2 separate regions of the Homo sapiens genome follow, and region 1 is linked to region 2. Evidence: chromatin contacts called from ENCODE Hi-C or POLR2A ChIA-PET data. All regions are on one chromosome and are shown on one strand. Each heading gives the region's core, a stretch centred on a gene start or an enhancer-like site at or near the end of the contact. The rest is flanking DNA. Distances are from core to core; before and after follow the strand shown. Region 1 holds the start of TGILR (TGF-beta induced TARBP2 interacting lncRNA). Region 2 holds the start of SERPINB1 (serpin family B member 1).

Region 1 (6,182 bases), core at 20-2,519, 1.1 Mb after region 2:
GATTTCTCTGAACCATTGTCTCCATATCTGTAAAACGTGCATCCCCAAAAATGCCTAATTCAGAGAGGGCAATGAATAAAAAATATACTTGAAAAGTATGGGAGAATGCACCTTATAAATTCTAAAACCAAAATATGATATTACCAAACCATGAAACTTGGCCAGAAAGATGTAATCTGTTCTTATGATGAATTTAACAAATGGATTGCTGTGATTTTTATGGACCCGTTAATATGGTTTCCACAAATAATGAATAGCCAGTAGAAATTGATACACAAAGGATTCAAAATTATTGATTGGCTGTGCAGTGAGCCAGGGAAAGAAAGTGGCAGAATTTTTCTTGATTTATAAAGAAAAAATGAGGGAAGAAGAAAAGATGGGTGAGCTTAAGACAAACATAAGAACCTAACAGAAAGAATATGCACAACTTGGACTACAACAAATAGCTGGGAAATGAGTGACAGGAAGCAAGCTCACCGGCTACATTCTTATCTGGGTCACAATGGAAAGGATATGTCTTCTGCATCTTCACTCTCCCTCTCTGTCTCTGACTCCTATTGTCCACTAGGAAAACAAGCGCTGGAAGTCAAGAACTTTCTCAACACTGGAGCCCAGTGCCCAAATCCATGGCTGGCAGGAGCTGGACTTCAGTGGCCAGTGGCTGAAAGACCTGCAGGCCACTCTTGAGAAAGGGCATGAAGTGGCCTCAGACACCTCCAGTATCTCCTGTTCATGGGGGTCCCTGCTCTCCCAAATGGTTCAGATGCTTCAAAGTTTAACCAGTAGACATAAGAGGAATGTTCTGGAAGCCATTCAGCACTGTCCACAATGTCGCAGGATGAGCAGATCTGTCTGCTAGTAGAAGGAAATGCCGTTAGAGTTTGCTGACCTGAACCCAGATACCAAGTCAACCCAGGTCTTATCCCATCAAGTTGACATCCGCTCTACACAGATCAATGTTTGCAAGAATCATCTCTCTCTGCTCTCTCTCTTCTTCCTTCCTCCACATTACTTGCAGTCTTTTCTAGCCATCAGTTCTCCTGGAGGGTCCTGGCTCCACCTGGAGATCTACAGCAAAGTCCTAGAGGTCCTGCTGAATTTGCTTTTCCCTTTCTCTCCTTGTGGCAGAGCAGCGGCAGGAGAGCTAGGGATGTTCTCCTGCTATGCTGATGCTACTCACAGCAAAACTCCTTCGGTGTTATGCTAACAAGTTTCTGTCTCAACTCCATCTTTCCGCACACTCCTCTCCCTGCTAGGTGCAAGGAGGGGGAAAGAAAACAATCTCTCCCTATGCACTTTAAACATTCCCTGTGATGTGTCACCAGACTTTATCGCCTTTCAGGCACTAGTGAGTCACTTTTTGAGGCAGGGCCCCCGCTCTAATGTCCACAGAATCCCGAAGCAGAGATGCTGCCAAATTCACCCCCACTGGTGGCTCACTGCCAAGGAGAAACAGGAGCTGTCTTTTTTCAGAGGTCTTTAAAAATAGTGTAGGAGGCCAGGGGTACATTAAGTGACCTCTGGAGGTCCAGTCTGGGCTCAGGAAGTTCTGACAAATTCAAAAATGTAGGTTTTAAGAGACTTGGGGGGCTTTACACAACGAGGCCCTTTTTAGCATTTGCTGCTGCAGGCTGATGGGCTGAATTAATCACTGTTCCTCTAATCAACTAAGGAAAATGGTCTTTCCTTCAAAAACAGCTGTCAGCAATGACTATAAATTGGTTCATTTTATGCAGAAAGATGCCCTGTGATAGGCTGTCAGCCAAATGAATGCTGACTTCAATGTGACTTGAAACAGAATGTTGGAAGTGGCAATATATGAATGGAACAAAACAGGACAATGAAGCAGCATCTCCATAGTCACAGCGAGGCATCATGAAGGATATACAGGGAGTACATTTTGAGACTGACAAGCAAAAATCATAATCTTAACAATGTTGCCTAATGTTTAGTGAGCACTTATTATGTCCTAGACTCTACACTAAATATGTCATTTGTCTTATTCCACCTACCATTAAAATATTTCCGAGCAGGAGTGTTTCTATTGAGACCTGCCAGAACATTGTCAAAATCATAGGCCCAAAGAGCCTAGCTTGAAAGCATGCTGTACTCTAGCAGAGGGGCCTGGAAATGCACAAATCACAGAGACAAACACAAATCAGAGCGGCAGAAGCCACCTTGGTCTGAAGCTGGACTTAGGAGAAAAGGCTCTCCACTTGCTATAATAGGTCTTTAGACAATTTCACACCCTCCAGGTCTCTGGCAGAGCTTAGAGGCTAAAATTTTGTTTAAAAACAAACAAAAGCAGTTTGCCTTAAGTGGGCAAATGGAAAGGGAGATTTTTTACTTGCAAATAAGGAAATGATATTTAGTAATTTTCTAAGCATCTGTCTGTCCTATGTTTTGCTTTAGGGACCTATAACATTCCTCAGTGCTTGCCAATCTCTAGTTTGGAAGCCAAAAGACACTACCTCATAGGCAGTGAGTCAGCAAATGAGAGTGGGTGGGAAGCCAAGGGAGTAAGAATAGGTGGAAAGGGCTGGACAGACTCCAAATCCAAGCTCTGTCACTGACGAGCTTCAGGACTTCGGAAAAATTACACTAACTCCTTTAGCCTACCTCCTAATCTGTAAAACAGACATAACGAATGCTACCTTGCAGAGTCGCTGTGTTCATGAGATAATGAACATACATTATTCATTGCCCATGGATGTGCCTGCTACATAGTCAAGATTAACTCATGGTAACTATTATTTAAAAGGACCACTGGATCCAACTCCAAGATTTACTATAAAGCTATGGTAATGAAGGCAGTGTGGTATTGGTGAAAGAACAGAGAAAAAGATCAATGGAACAAAATAGAAAACCTGGAAATAGACTTACATAAATATAGTCAGCTGATCTTCAATAAAGGAACAAAGACATTTCAATGGAACAAAGGTCATCTTTTCAACTAATAGAGCTGGAACAACTTGTCCACAAAAGAGTCAAACTCTGTAAATATTTGAGGAGATTTGTTCTGAGCCAAATATGAGTGACTAATGGCTCATGGCATAGCCCTCAGGAGATCCTGAGAACACGTGCCCAAGGTGGGGTCAGGGTACAGCTTGGTTTTATACATTTTATTTTATTTTGTTTTTTTATTTAATAAAGTTTTATTTTTCCAAATGTACAATTGGTTGAACCTGTTCATGCATCTTCACCAGCAGCTGGAGCATCCCCGCCCTTGGTATTTCTGGTGTAAATTACTTGAACTCTGTGCTTTGAAACAGTTTGTTAAGTCCTTTACTAAGGAGCTCCTGAAGGGCTGCTCTGGCCAGGGAACCTCGAATCTTTAGTCTCTTAGAGACCACAGCTGGAGCTCTAAGTTTATAGTTGGGAACTTCCTTACAGAGTTTGTCATAAGTAGCTTTGTCAAACAAGACTAAGTTATTGAGCTTGTCCCGAACTTTGCCTTTGGATCACTTCTTCATTTTGGCTTTGCCCCAGGATTTGTTCACTGGGTCTTTGTCTTTCTTGCCCAACTTTTTGGCATCTTTCTTCTTCTTGTTGTCCTTGGGTGCCCTTGTGAAGCTCAGAGAGCAGCGGAGAACCGATTTTACACATTTTATGAGACAAGAGACATCAATCAAATACATATAACACGTACATTGATTCAGTCCAGAAAGACAGGACAACGGGAAGCTGAAGGGCTTCCAGGTCACAGGTAGATTCAAAGATTTTCTGATTGGCAATTGGTTGAGAGAGTCAAGTTATTGTCTGAAGACTTAGGAATGTCTGGGTTAAGATAAGTGGTTGTGGAAACCAAGGTTTTATCACACAGATGAAGCCTCCTGGTAGAAGGCTTCAGAGAGAATAGATTGTATTTCTCATCAGACTTAAAGAATCTGTTCTATTAGTAATTTCAAAAGGGAGGAGGATGTAATGAGGCATGTCTGACCTCCGCTTCCCATCATGACTTGAACTCGCTTTTCAGGTTACCTTTCGAACGCCCTTGCTAAGAGGAGGGTTCCATTCAGATGGTTTGGGGGCTTAGAATTTTGTTTTCGGTTTATAAACCGGGTGTTCAAATGCATATATATCCCCATAACTATATATATATATATATATATATATATATATATATATATATATATATATATAACTATATATATAACTTTATATATAGTCTTTGCACCCTTCACAAAAACTAACTCCAAATAGATCAGAGACCTAATAGTAAAATGAAAAACTATAAAACTCCTAAAAAGTAACATCAGAGAGAATACAGATTACCATGATTCCTTCAATGACTTCTTAGATACAACACCAAAAGCACAATCCATGAAAGAAAACATTGATAAGCTGTACTTCATTAAAATTAAAACACCAAAAGCACAAGCCATGAAAGAAAACATTGATAAGTTGTACTTCATTAAAATTAAAACTTCAGTCTGTGACAGCCAGTTAAGAAAATGCAAAAACCAGCAATAGAGTGTGCAGTCAATTCCTTTCATTTGATGTTACCTCAATTTCCGTTTTCATTCTCATACAAGAAGCAGGGCTCAACCACCTTTGATGTGGTTTCCAGTTCTCCACCTCCTCCCAGTTCCTCAAGGTGCTTGATCCAAATATCTGCCCCATACAACCACCTCCTGGTGACCACCTCTCTATGGGACAGCTAGATACAACTTGCTTGAAGCACTCCACTGACCCCCACATTCTGCATGGACAACACAGATATTCCACAGTGACCACCTCTCAGTCACAGCAGAACTCAGAATTCATGCCTGCTTGCTGTGAAGCCACTAATTTGAACTCCCCACGAGAAACCTGCCCGTTTCACATCTTAGACTTGAATAAAGCCTGGCCCGCCAGTCCCTCCCCACGCCTCTCTTGCTCGCCACATGCTGGTTGAGTGTGTGTGTCCAGGATGGCTTCCCCCTTTCCCTTGGCCCTGTGAGGCATGCTGCCCTGTTCTCTCTGGGACCTGTAAGTAATACACGGCTCCTGGTATTCCGTGTGTTTTATTGGGTTGCCTCCTCTGGGTCTCACCTGATTAACACGCCCAAACCTAACTTCTTTCCTAGTTAGGGCTCTCCTAGACAGTGGCTATGTTCATAGGAATAAACTAGACACAGTTCAGACCAGAGTCCCAAGGGAGTCTGCCAGTATAAACAGGTTTGTTGTGTGAGAAGGATACCTCCTCACAGATCAGACACTTTGGCATTAGGCCATCTGCCAGGATAAAGAAGTACCCCCCAAAAGGCACATTGCAAACATCCACAACCAAACCTGCTGGAGCTCCAGTAGGGTGAGGCTAGAGTTTATAGCCACTCTGCAGAGAGAGTCCTCAAGACCAAATTAGAAAAAAGTACATATTTTTTTCTGGAGAAAAATTTGCAAAACACGTATCTGATAAAGGACTGTTATCCAAAATATGCAAAACAAACATAAAAATAATTAAGACTCAACAATAAGAAAACAATTAACCCAGTTATAAAATCGGGAACAAATCTGAACATATTTCTCACCAAAAAAGATATAGAGATGGAAAATAATCATATGAAAAGATGCTCAGCATCATCTGTCATTAGCAACTGGAAACTAAAACAATGAGATACTGCTATGCACCTATTAGAATAGCTAAAATGCAAACTCTAACAACACCAAATGCTGGAGAGGATGTGACACAACAGGAACTTTCAATCATTGCTGGTGAGAATGCAAAACAGTACAATCACTTAGAAGGCCGTTTGGCAGGTTCCTATAAAACTAAACATTCATACAAGCAGCCATGTTCTTTGATACTTACTCAGTGAAGTTGAAAATTTAGGTCCACTTAAAAACCTGCACATGGATGTTTATAGCAGCTTTATTTATAATTGCCAAAACTTGGAGGCAACCAAAACATTCTTTAGTAGGTGAGTTAATAAATAAACTGTGGTACTTCCAGACAATGAAATATTATCCATTGCTAAAAGAAGTGAGCTGTCAAACCATTATTGGGAACAGGCCCCCCAAAATCTGGCCATAAACTGGCCCCAAAACTTGCCATAAAGAAAATCTCTGCAGCACTGTGACATGTTCATGATGGTCATGACACCCACGCTGGAAGGTTGTGGGTTTACCAGAATGAGGGCAAGGAACACCTGGCCCACCCAGGGCGGAAAACCGCTTAAAAGCATTCTTAAAACACCAAC
Region 2 (5,524 bases), core at 1,679-4,178:
TTCCACAAATGTGGGTGGTTAAGATACTAAATATTTATATATAAGTCTGCCTTTTCCAAAGAAAATAATAAATGGTATGTTCATATTTATATTCTGTATCAAATATAATTTTACTGAAAGTTCTCAGAAATAAGCAGTAAAAATAGGATTCATCCTCTATTCAGAACCACAAAGATAGTACAGACTGAAGCTTTTAAAATTTTATTACCCTATTAACATCAGTAACTCACTTATTTTAAAATAACTTCCTTAAACTTAACATTCTGGCAAAAGTTTAATTCCCCATGTATCAGTTACAAATCAAGAGGCCCTTTGTGGTTTTATGAGACCTAGGCTGGTTCCTTTATGATTAAGACACAAAGAACAAAATTGCATAGGGTACGAAGTCCACATTACTCACCGAGATATGGAATGTTTGCACTGTGCCTATGCTCCATCTGCTTTAATGGAAATGGGGGAGGAGTCCTTAAAACTATTCTTTGCTGAGGTTTTAAAGTCCCTGGAAAACCTCAAGCTAGGAACTGATATAACCCTGCAAGAAGCAACTAACAATTAGTAACAGAGGTTTTTTTTTTTTAATGGATTTAAAAAAAACATTTAAAATGCTTTCATATCTAAAGTGATGAGTAATAGAAGTTTCGCAGCCCCTTGAACTTGAATCCCAGGCTGCACCTTGCCAAGGAACAGGTGCAGTGTAATTTGCGGCAGGTATGTTAGAAGAGCCTCCACTTTTACCACTCCTTTCTGCTGAGCTTAGAGAGAGAGAGCTAGAGTTCTCTTCTCAGAATTAAAGAGTACCAAGCACAGAAGTCCTCTCCATGTCCATTATGGACAAGAAGGAAGGCTGGGCATGAGAGTGACCTGTCACATCGCCAAGGGCTGGGTCCCGCCCCTGAAGCTGCGGGTCTCCCCCTCACCTCCCCTGCAGGGCGTGCTATGCCACAGCCCACTGAGCCATGCGCAGCACCCTGGGACTACAGAACCACAGGGTCACTTTTTCTCTTTTCCTTGCAAAAAAGCAATGCCACTATCTCCACTATAATGCATTCCCTATGTCTTATTCCTCTCATTATGCTTGAAAGTAGTGTTATATAACAGGCAATATTTATGAGTTGCATATCATCATATGCAAAGCAAAAACTGGAAGATGCTAGCTCAGGAGGATGTAGTATGCCTTTCAGGAAAGCTGTCAGATTCATCCACTGGAACAGAAGCCTCGCCCTGCAGGGATTTTTGTCAGCTTTGCTCACTGCTGTCTCCTCAGCAATACGAAAAACAGTTCCTGGTACGTGGTAGGTACTTAGGAAAAACCTGATGATGAATGGAAGCCTGCATACAAGTGTGACTTTTCTGAAAGTCTGATCTCATAAAAATACAGTTCTGAAAACACAAGGTAAGAGCTCAAAGGCACAACCTTTCCATGCAGACTGTCCATTCGTAGGGAGATGGGAGGAAAGCAGACCCTTTTTTTTGTTTCTGCTGACCTTGGACAGCTGTGCTGCCGTGTTACCTCTGGTCCCCAGAAAAACCATGGCCATAGCAGATGAAATGCTGAAGGGAGAGATGAAGATGTTTCCAGCCGGATTGTTCTCACTCAACGCCAGGAACAGGTCCAAGGCGAAGCGGGTGTTTGCTGAGCTCAGCTGCTCCATGGTGAAAACTGCAACACAGAACAGGGTCCTCATGGTGCCCACTGCCCACGCCAGCAGATTAGGCAGCACTATTTCTCCAGAAGCTTCCTCAATTTCTGCCAACCGCCCTGAGGCATCCTGGATCTTGTACTTTCTCCCCGCTTTTTTATTCCAGCAGGGCAAGAACACTTTCCCAGGCCCACAAATGTGGGACCATTCTGGCCAAGGACTCAGCAGTTATAGGGGATTTTAGGGCACCCAGGGTGCCCTAAAGGGCTCTGACCTTGCAGACAGGTGAGTCTGGGGGTGGGGCGGGGGTAAGGCAGGCCCCAGCTACCCCAGCTTTAGTGGGGTGGGAGGGCCCACCCAGCCCTGGGTCTTCCCAACCTATGTGTGGGAGCGCACGTGCTTCTGAGCCTTTGATTCAAGTCTCTGATTCATTGGGCAATGAATCCATTGCCTACCTTCACCTGAACTAAGAGCCTTCTATCAGAGACTCAGCTACCTACTATGCATTAAAACTCCAGCAAAGGTATCACTGTAATTATTATAATAATATAATTCTTCCTTATTTTTGAGGTTCAAAAGGTATGAGGTCCAGTGCCCACAGTCTCAGAGCCGGTGTAGGATGTGCCAGTTTGGAAACCCACCACAGTCCAGGGTCTGGCCGTGCAGCGTCCCATCCGCCACCCACTAGCCCATCTCGATCTCCACTCTCAGAGCCCTGATTTCCCCCGAGGACAGGCAAAGAAGAACCGTGCTGGCTGCTCGGCATGTAAGCACAAAGCTGATTTCTCCTTGTTGTGAAATCGTCTCTAGAATCGCACGGGGTTCCTCCTCTCTCTCCCTGCAGCTGCAGATAGGAGCCGCGGCCTGGCCCTGGGCTGCCTGGAAACCGTCACAAACAGCTCTGGGAGGAAGGGAATTCAGGGAGAAGGGACAACATTCTGATCTCAGGTTTCAGTCTTGCCTTCCGCCTGCATCTGTCGTCCTCCCTCCCTCCCTCCCTCGCGGGCTGGCCCGGCCTGTACCCAGGCGGGGGCGGGGGATCAGAGGTCGTCTGTCTCCGTCGGGGCGCCCGGAAGGGATGGGGGCGCGAAGCTGGCGGGGAGGGCGAGCGCAGGGAGCTGCGGGTCTGAGGGGCCTGAGCCTGGGGGGTGGGGGGTGCCGGGCTGGAAGCTGAGCGAGGGAGCCTGGCCTCTCCCCGCGCCCGCCCCCGCGCCACCGCTCCGAGGCCCGGCCTTACCCGACAGGCCGCCGAGGCACGCTCCGGGCTCCGAGCTGGGTGCGAGGTCAGGAAGGAGGCACCGAGGGCCGCTGCTCTTATAGCAGGCGGAAGCGTCACCCGGGCCAGCAGCCGCGGGCGGGGCGGCGGCCCTTCCCGGTGACTGCGTAGGAGTCCGAGCTCCCGAGGTCGCCTAAGTGCAAGCAGAAGTGAGCGTGGCTTCCGGGCAGCGCCCTCCTCAGGGGCGCGGCTTCTTTCTCAGTTCAAAGCCTTTCCCCGAATCTCTGGCAAGGACCTGAAAAGCTTTTTCTTACTAAGGTGTGAATGACTGAGACGACATATTGTGACACCTCTTAGAGGGCAAATGACTCCCTTTGAGTCCCATCTATATTGGGAGCTTTCTTTGAGAGAAGGAAGCAAATTTGGGGATCTTGCACAGGGAAAAAGAGGGGCCCCCAGAATCAGATGAAACAGAACCAGTTCCAAACACCTGCTCTCTGTTTCCAAGATGACAGCTTGCTGCTGCGTCCTCAATGGTGGAAAGTGGAAGGGCAAAAGGGGCCAAATCTCATGTGAAGTCTCTCGTATAAGGGGCCAATCCCATTCATGAGGAAGGTGCCCTCATAATCCAGTCACCTCCTAAAGGCACCACCTGTTAGTATTGCATTGAGGATTGTTTCAGCATGAATTTTGCAGGGAACACAGACATTCAAAGCATAGCATTCTGCCCCTGCCCTCCAAATTCATACCCCTCTCACATGCAAAATGCATGCATTGTATCCCAGTGGCCTCCAAAGTTCCAGTATCAACTTTAAAATGTAAGTCCAAAGTCTCACCTAAATATCTTCTAAATTAGAAAGGCATAAGATTCAAAGTACAATTCATCCTAAGTGAAATTCCCCTCCAGCTATGAGCCCGTGAAATCAAATAGGTTACAGGCCTTCAAAATACAGTGATGAGACAGGCATAGGACGTACATTCCCATTCCCAAAGGGAGAAGCAGGCAAGAAGAAAGGAGTATCTGGTCCCAAGTAAGTCCAAACCCAACAAGGCAAACAGCATTAAATCTTGGGGCTTCAGAATAATCTTCTTTGATGCTGTGTCCCCCATTCCGAGCACAGGGGGGTGGAGACTGGGTCCCCTAGTGTCCAGGGGATCCACTCCCATGGATTTGCCAGGTGCAACCCATGCAGCAGCTCTCACAGGTTGAGGTCTAGGCTCTCCCAGGATAGACTTGCATGCTGGTGGCTGGACAGTTCTGGGTTCTCAGGGACAGCCCTGTTCCCACAGCTCCACTAGATATTACTCTATTTGGGGCTCTCTGCAGTGGCCCCAATCCCACTGCTCCACTAAACATTGCCCTAGTGAGGGTTTTCTGCAGCAGCCTCACCTCAGTGACAATTCTCAGACTGGGCCCCCAGGGTCCCCAACACATCCTTCAAAATCTAGGTGGAGGTGGCTGTGTCTCCACAGTTCATGCACTCTGTGCACCTGCAGAGTTAGCATCACGTGGACTCTGCCAAGGCTTACAGGAAGGGTGGCCTGACAAGGGCCTGCATAAGCCACACGTGGGATGGTGGCCAAAGAGTGCTGCACCAGAATGTGGGGGGTGGGGGGGCAGAGACTTGAGGCAGCCCTAGGCAGCAAGCCCCAAGGTTCCATGGTGTCCTGAGTCCTCCCTTAAAACTATTCTGCCCTCAGGGTCCTGGCACTCTGGGACAGGGATGAGAATCCAGAACCAGTAACCTCAGAAATGCCTTTGGGTTCATTCTTCCATTGTCTTGATAAATAGCATCTGGCTTCCTTCTACACATACTCATCTCATTATCAAATGTGAACCTGGCAGCACTCTTGGTGTTCCCTCCCAAACATGCCTTTTCATTCTTTACATGGCCAGGCTGAGAATTTTCCAAAACTTTAAGCTCTGCTTCCCTCTTGATTATAAACTTCGTTTTTAATTCATTCTCTCTGCTCACATTTTACTACAAGCAGTCAAGAGAAGCCATGCTGCACTCTCAACGCTTTGCTCAGAGATTTCTTCCATCAAATATCCTAGTTTATTGCCTTTAAGTTCTGCCATTCAGAAAACACTAGGACATAGACACAATTCAGCCAAGTTCATTGCCACTGTGTAACAAGGATGACCTTTCCTCCAGTTTCCTTTTAAGATCTCATCAAAAGTGTCTTTACCATCTATACTTCTAACCGCATTCTGATCAAGACCAGACCACTTAATTAATCTCTAAGATGATTTAGGCTCTCCCTACAGCTCTCCTTGTCTTCTGAGCCCTCACCCTTAATTTCCCTTAAAGCTCTGTTTATGTCTATACAGGCTTTTTCCAGCATGCATCTCCAAATTCTTCCAGCCTCTACCCATTACTCAGTTTCAAAGCTGTTTCCACATATTTAGGTATTAGTTATAGCAACATCCCATTCTCAGTATCAATTTCTGTCATAGTCCATTTGTGCTGCTATAAATACCTGTGATTGGGCAATTTATTAAAAACAGAAATGTATTGCTCACAGTTCTGGAGGCTGGGAAGTCCAAGAATAAGGCATCCACATATTTGGTGCCTGGTGTGGGCTGCTCTCTGCTTCCAAAATGGCACCTTGTTGCTGCATCCAAGGGGGAAATATACTGTATCTTCACGTGGCGGTGGGAGGGATG

The links. Hi-C counts contacts between places; a loop is a spot of excess contacts on that map. ChIA-PET counts read pairs that join two places held with the same protein, here RNA polymerase II (POLR2A).
Region 1: a loop to region 2 is called in a map of gastrocnemius medialis, with 4 times the contacts of the local background. The contact joins the promoter of TGILR here to the promoter of SERPINB1 in region 2. A Hi-C loop is called at or near these places in 1 of 168 maps with a recorded cell type or tissue (gastrocnemius medialis). POLR2A ChIA-PET finds 5 or more read pairs at or near these places in 1 of 52 experiments (activated CD4-positive, alpha-beta T cell).

What each region holds. Positions count from the first base shown.
Region 1 is chr6:3,910,733-3,916,914 of GRCh38, forward strand. TGILR (TGF-beta induced TARBP2 interacting lncRNA) reads right to left here and starts at 1,270. Exons shown (of 1, transcript NR_198974.1): 1 at 1-1,270. It also overlaps the pseudogene RPS25P7. RefSeq lists a silencer at 1,000-1,197.
Region 2 is chr6:2,838,935-2,844,458 of GRCh38, forward strand. SERPINB1 (serpin family B member 1) reads right to left here and starts at 2,929. Exons shown (of 7, transcript NM_030666.4): 1 at 2,878-2,929; 2 at 1,485-1,660. The coding sequence starts at 1,652. RefSeq lists a silencer at 2,824-2,873.